Regions from separate parts of the Mus musculus genome. Here region 1 is linked to region 2. The links are chromatin contacts, found by Hi-C in ENCODE. All regions are on one chromosome and are shown on one strand. The core of a region is the stretch at or near the end of the contact, and the rest is flanking DNA. Distances in the headings are between cores, read along the strand shown.

Region 1 (4,769 bases), core at 1,950-4,449, 500 kb before region 2:
CCCTCTTTTTCAGTGTTGAAACAAAATGTATTCTTATTCCTGCTGTTGGAATTCTTTTATATATTTATGTATTTTTATTATATTCACCCCCATCCTTCCACAGTTCAACTTCCTTCTTACTTGCCCAAAATTGTTACAGTATTTTTTTTAATTATTCTTTAAAAATAACTCTGTGCCACTCAAGTGTTCTCTGATGTGTATGGTCTTCTCCTGAAGGGTGATTCGCTTACCAGCAGTTCCACATTGAGAACGTTCTCTCCCTTTCTCGGAGCTTCTGGTTATTGCCAATGACTCCGTGCCCTGGTGTGGGAGAGTGTGCCTAGCTGCTTGGTCTCTGCTTGGAGATGGCCAGGCTTGGGGTTTTCCAGGTTGTGTATATGCTGATACAACTGCTGTGAACTTACGTGTTCAACTGCCCTGCTGTGGCGGGAAGATGTCATTTCTGTGTATTCATTCACGGGCTCCTTTTACACTCCCCCCAGCTCCCTCTCTGCAGTTATCCTTGAGACTTGAAAGAAGTCATTTCAGTTAACATGCATTCCTGCATTCCTATTAGGGAGTAGTAGCCTGTAATGTCTTAATTTTTGCACCTCTGCCTAATGTGAGTTAATCAAAATCTAATGCAGTTAGAAGCTTCTCCGATAAGGGACAGGAGATGCATTGATCAATGGCTGTAACAATAATAATGTCATTGGGAATCAGTTTAATAGTACTTTCAGTTAGCAGCATCATAGGAACATGCTCTCCCTAGGACCAAGTGTCTGTCTAGCCATAAGTTCTTAGCCTTGTAAAGGTGCTAAATACGTGTTTCATCCTGTAGAGTGGAACTTACATACAATCTACGTTATAACATGATTTTTCCAGTGGTGCTCACACCACTATTGCACCAGGAGGCATGTTTTTGCAGACTAGTCATTACTGTACATCAGAGGGTTAAGAAGCAGATATAATGGATGGTTCTTGTTCTTCTCCAGTAGCTTACATAGCACTTTCCAGCACTGTGGAAAGAGGCCAATAGGGACAAAATATCCAAGTCCATAACAAGTGTAATTTTGCCAACCTTGATTTTGATGACTCAAGCATGGGCTATTTTCAGTAATTGGGTCTTACCATCAAACTCTGGAGGGTAACCAAGAGTATTGGCAGTAGTTTGTAATGTTCTGGGGTGGCCTATGGAACCTAACTGGCCCACCTCTAAAAAAAGGTAACTCATAGCTTGCACAGGGCATTTTATTCATGAGCCTTTGTTATCTAGTAGGAGCATTTTTTTTCCATTACGTGGTAAGATCATTTTAACTCTTTTAGTGTATGTGTATAATATATGTGGACCTTCTGTAGTACTAGAATTCCACATGACTTTTTCAAAAGTTCTTTGGAGTTAAGCCTACTCTCTTATCTACCCTACCCCCTTCCTCCCACCCCAGCTTAGACCTTCCATTCTGCATTTTAACCCTTTGAACCAGTAAACTCTATCTCCCCTCTCTTCTCTCTCTCTCCCCACTTCCTTTAGTAATTCTCTGACTTTTGTGGTTATTCTAAATGAAACACACATAGCTGTAGATTTAATACTGGCATCCACAGATAAGAGAAAACATGTAGTAACCTTTGTCTCTCTGTGTCTAGGTTATCTCACTCAAAATTCTTGTTTCCAGCTTCAAGCAAGTTACCTGCGAACTTCATAATTTTCTTTTTAATGACTGCTGAATAACAATCCATTATGTGAACATATACTTCCATTGTTCATTCATTGTTAGCAGATGCCTGCACTCTTTTCACTTCTTGGCTAGTGTAAATAGAGCATCAGTGATCTTGGCTCATCAGGTATATCTAGAGGAGGGTACGACATTTCTATAAAATAAAAACTATATGTAAATGACTACAGATTCATATCCCACTAAATGATTTTACAAAGTCCAGTATATAATGTGATTTTCTCTTGATTACTGCATTGGCTACTTTTCTTACTACTGTGACAAAACGCCTGACCAAGACATAGGGAAATAAGGTTTTCTCTACCTCACAGCATAAAGATATGGTGAGTAACCAGAGAGGGTGTCGCAGCAGAAGCACCCAGTGGCTGTTCAGCGTCTGCAGTCACCGAACTCTGTTCACCTTGCTTCCCCAGCCCCCTTTTGTTCCAGTCCATTCCCTAGCCATGTAGACTTCCCTGTCCACATTCAGAGCAAGTGTTCCCCCTGAGAGTGCTGTCATATACATACCATGGATGTGTCTTTTAAGTGACTAGAAAGCCAGTGAGGAAATCGAGACTAAACAGCACTTGGTGATGATGGTGATAAATGAACATTAAAATGTCATGATAATCAGACTGAGGGTTCAGTCAGTAACTGTGGCATTAGCATGAAAACCTGAGCTCAGATCCCAAAACCCATGGGGGTAAAAAGATGGTGTGGTTGCACCCCTCCTCAGTAAGTTATTCAGAACTGATCAGTCCTAACTGGACAATCAGCGTTCTTCAGTGGAGTGGCCCTGAGTATATCAACCACGCTGCAGCGTTGGTCTATGCTGTCCAGCGCACATTGAACTCCGTAGGTAGTCCAGCTTAGTTGCAACTAGCTCTCTTTACATAATGATTCATATCTATAACTTCAACACCCCTGTAATTTTCAGAGTTGGGAATTCATGTGGTGTGAGGTGAGGTATTTTCTGTCATCTGTCTGTTTTGTCCGTTTAGGAGGTAGTGTGCAAGGAGACTGGAGTAGAGAAAGGAAGGCAGAGGATGATGTAGTTAAGGCTCAGGAGAGAGAAGGACGACACACAGCTAAGATAACGCTTTTTCTATTACTACCATTCAGTTTTTAAACTGAAAATAACACATTTTCTATTTTGACCGTTTAATATTTAAACTTCCGTTCTCATTTCTCAAAACTAAATTAGAAGTAATACTTTGAAAAAAAAAGAATATCAGCTTTCTGCGCAGAGGACAAGAAGAGAACTCTAGGTGAGCTTGCTAGGACTATCACAACAAATTAAAACATGTAGATTCCTTAAAGTGCAGAAATGTTTCCTTGTGGATCTGGAAACTGGAAGTGCAAGATCAAGGTATCAGCGGAACGGACCTCTCTCCGTAGATGCCTCTGCTTCGCTTGTAAATGGCAAATGGTGTGACGTCACACACGATTCTCTGTATCCTCGCCTCATAAGGACTCAGGAGTAATGGCAGGTTCCCCACCCTTCTTATCTAACTATAAAGACCCATCATCTCCAAACACAGCACAATCGCGCTCTTGAGGTACTGGGATCAGCACACCAGCCTGTTAACGTGGTGGTAAAGGCTGCAGAAGGGAGCCTGGAAACAGAGTGACCGATACAGTTGGAGGTGGGGAGAAGGGAATAGAAACACATCTAACTTACAACGAGGCATCCTGTAAGGCTAAAGTCACCTGAAACGTCATCATCATGGTGCCGTTTAAGCTGCCCGGATGCTGAGGAGGGTGGGAAAAGGAGACCTTCTTTCATTCCTCTGACTCTTTCGCAGTTTACTCTGTGAAGGAAATATTCGGTGTTAACATGGGGAAAGTTGTTGACGCGTATGCATCCTTCATTGAGAGTCTAAGATAAACAAGTTCAAGTTGAGAAGTGAATTGCGTATGTAATTGCTCATCTTTCATTAGAACACTAGAGGGCGCCCTTCTCTTCTGTTAAAACACTGCTTCGAAATGAGTGGAAATAACAGGAGGGATTGCTCTGTAAAAATCATGGTTTTGTTTGGATAATTATGGGCTTGCTTCCACGTTCATTCCATTCTAATTTTTCTGATACCAAAACCAGCATTTTAAGTAATACTAAGCAGACTCGTAACTGAAAGGCCAGAAATAAGTATCGTGGCCGAGATCCTTAAGCCTGAACAGCTGCTAAGCACAGCCGGGAACAAGTGTTTTGTACCTCTTGCAATTGTCTGTTGAGTGTAATCAGCCTACGTTTCTGTGTTTAGGATTAGGGAGGGTCCTCCATGATTGTTTTCTGTATCTCACGCTCTCAAGTGAAGAGCACATTATTCTAGATTGGTGCATCTTTTAACAAGAGTGTCAAGGAGACCAGCCAAGCATTAAACATAAGAACCAAAATTTCAGCGTGGCCCAGATAGTGTTAATGACCAATATTTCGTTAGCATTTCTGATGTCAAATACCAAGCACTTTATTAAACTATTTTAGGGACACTATTGTGAACGGCTGTATTTATTGTCATGTTTAATATGGAAAGTGTTATAGCATTATGAAAAAAACAGATAGCCTATGACGAAAGGTGGCTTTGTCTCTTGGCATTACTGTATAAACATTTCATACCCTGCATACTTTATAGAGTTTTACTTCTAACAGTTTTGAAAGCTAGGGGTTTTGACTGTAATGTGCCTATAGTGGCAGAGTCTAAGGGCCTGGTCTCTGCTTTCAAATGACAAAAAGAAACCTGTATCAGCACACAGGGAAAGACAGAGGGACAGAAGGACTGGCCTGTTCTGGTTAGCACTTGGATAAAGTTGATCTCATTGGTGGGAGGAACCTGTATCAGCACACAGGGAAAGACAGAGGGACAGAAAGACTGGCCTGTTCTGGTTAGCACTTGGATAAAGTTGATCTCATTGGTGGGGGGAATGGGGCCTCCTGACTCCTCACTCTGACATCCCTTACAAGCCCTGTTCTTTAACCTACCTATAAAGTGGGGATTTTCTTAGACACATTTACTCCCTAGCAAAAGCCATTTGCAGATTTTAAGAAATGCTATGGAGTTTTGTTCGTATTTCTCTCAGGTA
Region 2 (4,577 bases), core at 1,063-3,562:
TAGAAGCAGGCTGAAATCACTTACAGTTTGGCAGGATTAATGTTACCCCAAGAGAACCAGTTGTTAAGTCTTTACTAATTGATGTGACATGGTCTACTGTCCCTAGGTCTGAGGTGACTCCTAGAAGCATGAAAGCCTACTTTTCTGATATCCTTTTTAACTGGACATTCAGGCTTTGCATACCTCCTCACGGCAGACCCCCGTGATACCTGTCAACTTAAAGACATCTAACCATCCCCACGAGTAACAAAAACATATTTCCAATGATGCACTGCCCTCCAAATCCCAGAATCACATAGTCTCCTACTTATACATCTTCATGAAATGTTTACAAGAATATAAATTATATCCATCCAAATATTAGATTTTTCTCACAGTATATTGCTGGATAAGGAAGTGTCAACACCACTTTCAATTGTGCTATCTCATCCCATGCTTCTGTAAGTTGAACATATGTTGTCTCTACTTTCTATTTTCAAATTGCATTTATGTATGTATTATATAATGTATGTATGTATTCGTGTATGTATTTATATATTTATATAGGTATACATGCATTTATGTAGGTATGTCTATATGCATGCATTTATTCATTCATTCACTGTGGGGGAGGGGGTGTGAATAATTTCGGGTGCATGTGAACTGCGGCGTGTCTGAAAATGGCCAGGTACAACTTTTAGGCACAGCTGTTGCTTCTGTTGTCCAACATGCTCCAAGTTAACTGGCCTGAGTGCTTCCTACCCTACTAGTGCGCTGGTCTCCACCTCCCACATCACCATAGGTACCTGGCCTTAAACATTCGCATCACTACACTGTTTTGTTTTAAATGTACCTAGCTTTTTCTTTTTTAACCTGTGTCTAAGAAACCAACTCAGGTCACCATGCTTGGGAAGCAAGCACTCTTACCTGCTGAGCCACCTCCCCAGCACTTGTTTGTTTCTATTTTCTAACTTAGATTTGCCTATTCCATCACACTTTTTATAAAAGTGTACTTCAGATTTCTGGAATAGATCTTACCATCAGTTCTCTCTCCCTCTCTCTCTCTCTCCCTCTCTCTCTCTCTCCCTCTCTCTCTCTCTCCCTCTCTCTCTCTCTCTCATTTAAGATTTATTTATTTATTTTATGAGTATATTGTCTCTGTCTTCAGAGACACCAGAGGAGGGCATTGGATCCCATTTCAGATGGTTGTGAGCCACCATGTGGTTGCTGGGAATTGAACTCAGTACCTCTAGAAGAGCAGTCGGTGCTCTTAACCTGAGCCACCTCTCCAGCCCTTACCGACAGTTTTCTAACTAGTGCCTTTTTGTTTTTCTTCCTTTGCCTTTTGTTTTCTTTTGTTTTTGTTAAAGAGTGATTAAAGCAGAAATGACTGAATGACTGGAAGAAGATCCTACTAATTAGAAATTACTAGTACTACTACTACTATCCAATTTTCAGTATTTCCAGTTAATAGAAATTGTGTGCATGTGAAGTTTCAGGAAAGTAGATGTCATTGTGCATCATGATAACTACCCCCCCCCCAAAAATGAGGATTTTTCCCCTATCTACTAATATCTATGATATTACCATATTGTATCAAACTATCAGTTTGATACTTTCACTCAGGACTTTCGAGCTTGAGGAAGTAGTATAGAAGGACTTCTAGTTATGCTGCTCAGCAACAACACAGCCGAGGGTACCTTTCAGGCCCGAGATGACTGTGACACACGCTGTAATGGTGGTGTACTCTGCATATTGTTCTGATCCACCACCTTGGCTAGCTGACTGCATGCCATTGCTTCTCACAGATTCTGTTTCTACCTTCCTGGTTATAGAAATATTCCTAAATATGTGGAAAATCATATTAAGTTAATTACATGTTGTACTGGTGCCATTGCAAATGTTAATGAACACAGGTCATTAAAGATATCATTATCATCATTTAGAGCAAAATAGTAGGGGTTGTAACCAAAACAAAAATGTGACAGAAAGGAAAGGGTTATTTCTTGGGGAAGGGTTAAAGTTCATAAGGATTTGTTGTTAATTAGGATTTTAATATATCTAAGATGATGTTTTATAGCCTGGCTTTAGCACATGCAAACACAATAAACAAAAAGGAATAATATGAATAAAGTGTTAGGCAGAAGGCTGGGCTGGGTGAGATTTGTGGTGGTGAGAATAATTGCTGCTTTATAGGAGTTGACTGGGGGGCTTTAAGAGAATGCTATGAGAGTCATGGAGTAGACAGATGGATGACTCTGTATGAAATGTCAAGGATAAAGATAGAGAACTGAGTCATCAGGAACTAAACTCATGAGAGGAAATGAGGTCACTCTCAGAGAGTCCACAGCGTGAGAACAGTGGATCGGGAATGGACATCTGGAGGATGCCATAATTTAAGAGATGAGTTAAGGAAGCGAGGTCTAGAAAATAAATCACATCGCTCTGGACCAGTTTCTTTCCTGATGAGATGGCTTGACTTTAATTATTCTGTCTCGTTCCTGCGGTCATGCTGTGCTATTTGAAAATCATTTTCCTTTCCTCAGAGTCTCCTTCTCTTTGGGTAATGATTTTGAATGATTATTATCTGCCTTAGATTCAAACCCCACCTTCTTTTTGGATACCTCTATGAATAATAAATTTCTCATCCCTTTAGGCAATCCTGTCAGAGAGGAAATCTCCAAAGGTAACACAATGAAAAGACTTTCCTGAGTCTAAGACCCCCACACGAATCCTTGTGTTTCTAGATTCTCTACTTTCCCCAGGGCCGTGCAAAACATACAGGCTATGAGAAGTGCAGTCCTAATTCAGAACCAAGTAAGGATGGTTTGAGTCCCAAGGGACACTACCAGTAATTCCCTAAACATCTAGCATTATATTTTTGTCTGTTATCTTATATCAAACAAATGTTGTTAGCTAAAAATGGGCATTGTGTTGAGGCAAAACTTTTTCATCTGCTTTCTAGAATTAATTGTTGCTTTAGAATATGCATCTCCAGTTGACAAATAAGAAATGACTTTTAAAAAAAAAAATTATTTTGGGGTTGGAGAAGGATCAAGGAGAGATTATATATTCCAGAGTCTCAAAATAAACCAGACAATTCCTCATGAATGAAGCATGGGAGGAAAAGAAGGGCAGTACTGCTGGACAGTCAGATAAAGAACACACCTGGGAAAGTAAAATTTCCAACCAGAGATGAAAGTCGTATATTGCCACAAAGTTCTACTCAAGACAAGAGCACTAACGCTCTTCCAGAGGACCCAGGCTTGGTTCCCAGCACCCACAGGGCAGCTCATAGCCATCTATAACTCCAGTTCCAGGGAATCCAATGCCCTTCTCTGACCTCCACAAATACCAGACAGGCACTCATGTAGTACAATGACATACATATAGGCAAAACACTCATACACATAAAGAAATAATATTAAGCTGAGCATGGTGGCACATGCCTTTAATCCCAGCACTCGGGAGGCAGAGGCAGGCGGATTTCTGAGTTCGAGGCCAGCCTGGTCTACAAAGTGAGTTCCAGGACAGCCAGGGCTATACAGAGAAACCCTGTTTGGAAAAAAAAAACAAAAAAAACAAAAAATAATAATATTTAAAAAAAAATACTAGTGGAAAAGGGGGGTAATTTCTTGGGATTATCAGTAACAGAGGAGCTCTTTACAATTTATAAAACATTTTACAGTAAGGATCGCTTCACTTAAAGTCAAAGGTAAAGGGAAATTGCATGGGTGAAACTTGGGGGAGCATAAAGGAACAAAGAGACCAGATAGAAGCATTTAGAATCAATCAAACATCACTGAAACAAGGTCTGTGTCCTGGCCGGTTTTGTGTGTTACCTTGACTCAGGCTAGCGTTATAAAAAAAGGAACCTCCCTTGAGGAAATGCCTCTATGACATCCAGCCGTAAGACATTTTCTCAATTAGTGATCAAGTCTGCATCAGCTCCTGCTTCCTGGCCTCCTTGAGTTCCAGTCCTGACTTCCTCTGGTGAGGAATAGCAATGTGGAAGTGTAAGCTGAATAAACCCTTTCCTCCCCAACTTGCTTCTTGGGCATGATGTTTTTGTACAGGAATACAAACCCTGACTAAAACAGTCTGGAAGGCCAAGGTAGAAAAGGCAGGGAAGAGGACGTTTGTGTCAACTGACCCCAATAGAGATGGAGTCAGAGGAGAACTGCAGTATAGTGGCTGGTGAGGTTATCATCTAGCCATTTAAGTCCATGGCAATAGCTATTCCTATACAGTGATGAGGGAGAACGGCAGAATACACTGTGTTGTTGAAATAATAAGGGAAGAGAAATTATAGGGATTAATCAAACCCTTTGCTTACAAGACAAAATGTGAAGAGGTTTGTTTGTTTTGTTTTCAGGAAGAGATCTGAGCATTGTATTTATGTGACTGGTGTAAAAACTCTCCTTGAGTTGCCAAAATAAATGGGAGAAGGTATTGAGTCTAGAAGGCCAATTTATCTAGACGTTTTAAGAATAGTATAAAAGTTTTGTTCTCCCAATGAGACTTATTCACAGATTAGTGGTAAGGTAGACTTCCCAAAGAACTCACATTTTCTTCACGTGGCAACTGATGGTTGGATA

What was found. Hi-C counts contacts between places; a loop is a spot of excess contacts on that map.
Region 1: a map of left cerebral cortex shows a loop between it and region 2 (2.8-fold over the local background). The contact joins two enhancer-like sites. A Hi-C loop is called at or near these places in 1 of 37 maps with a recorded cell type or tissue (left cerebral cortex).

What each region holds. Positions count from the first base shown.
Region 1 is chr14:106,499,666-106,504,434 of GRCm38, reverse strand. It overlaps Gm29871 (a long non-coding RNA gene), which reads right to left. Exons shown (of 5, transcript XR_874942.1): 3 at 3,402-3,502. Among named protein-coding and RNA genes, the nearest start is that of Gm29871, 15 kb to the right of the region's middle. Within about 2 kb of position 3,199, at least 1 of the 3 ENCODE cell types and tissues checked has a DNase peak (open chromatin) inside an H3K27ac peak, as active enhancers do; it is left cerebral cortex, where a contact is called at or near this core.
Region 2 is chr14:105,997,735-106,002,311 of GRCm38, reverse strand. No RefSeq gene overlaps it. Among named protein-coding and RNA genes, the nearest start is that of Spry2, 100 kb to the right of the region's middle. Within about 2 kb of position 2,312, at least 1 of the 3 ENCODE cell types and tissues checked has a DNase peak (open chromatin) inside an H3K27ac peak, as active enhancers do; it is left cerebral cortex, where a contact is called at or near this core.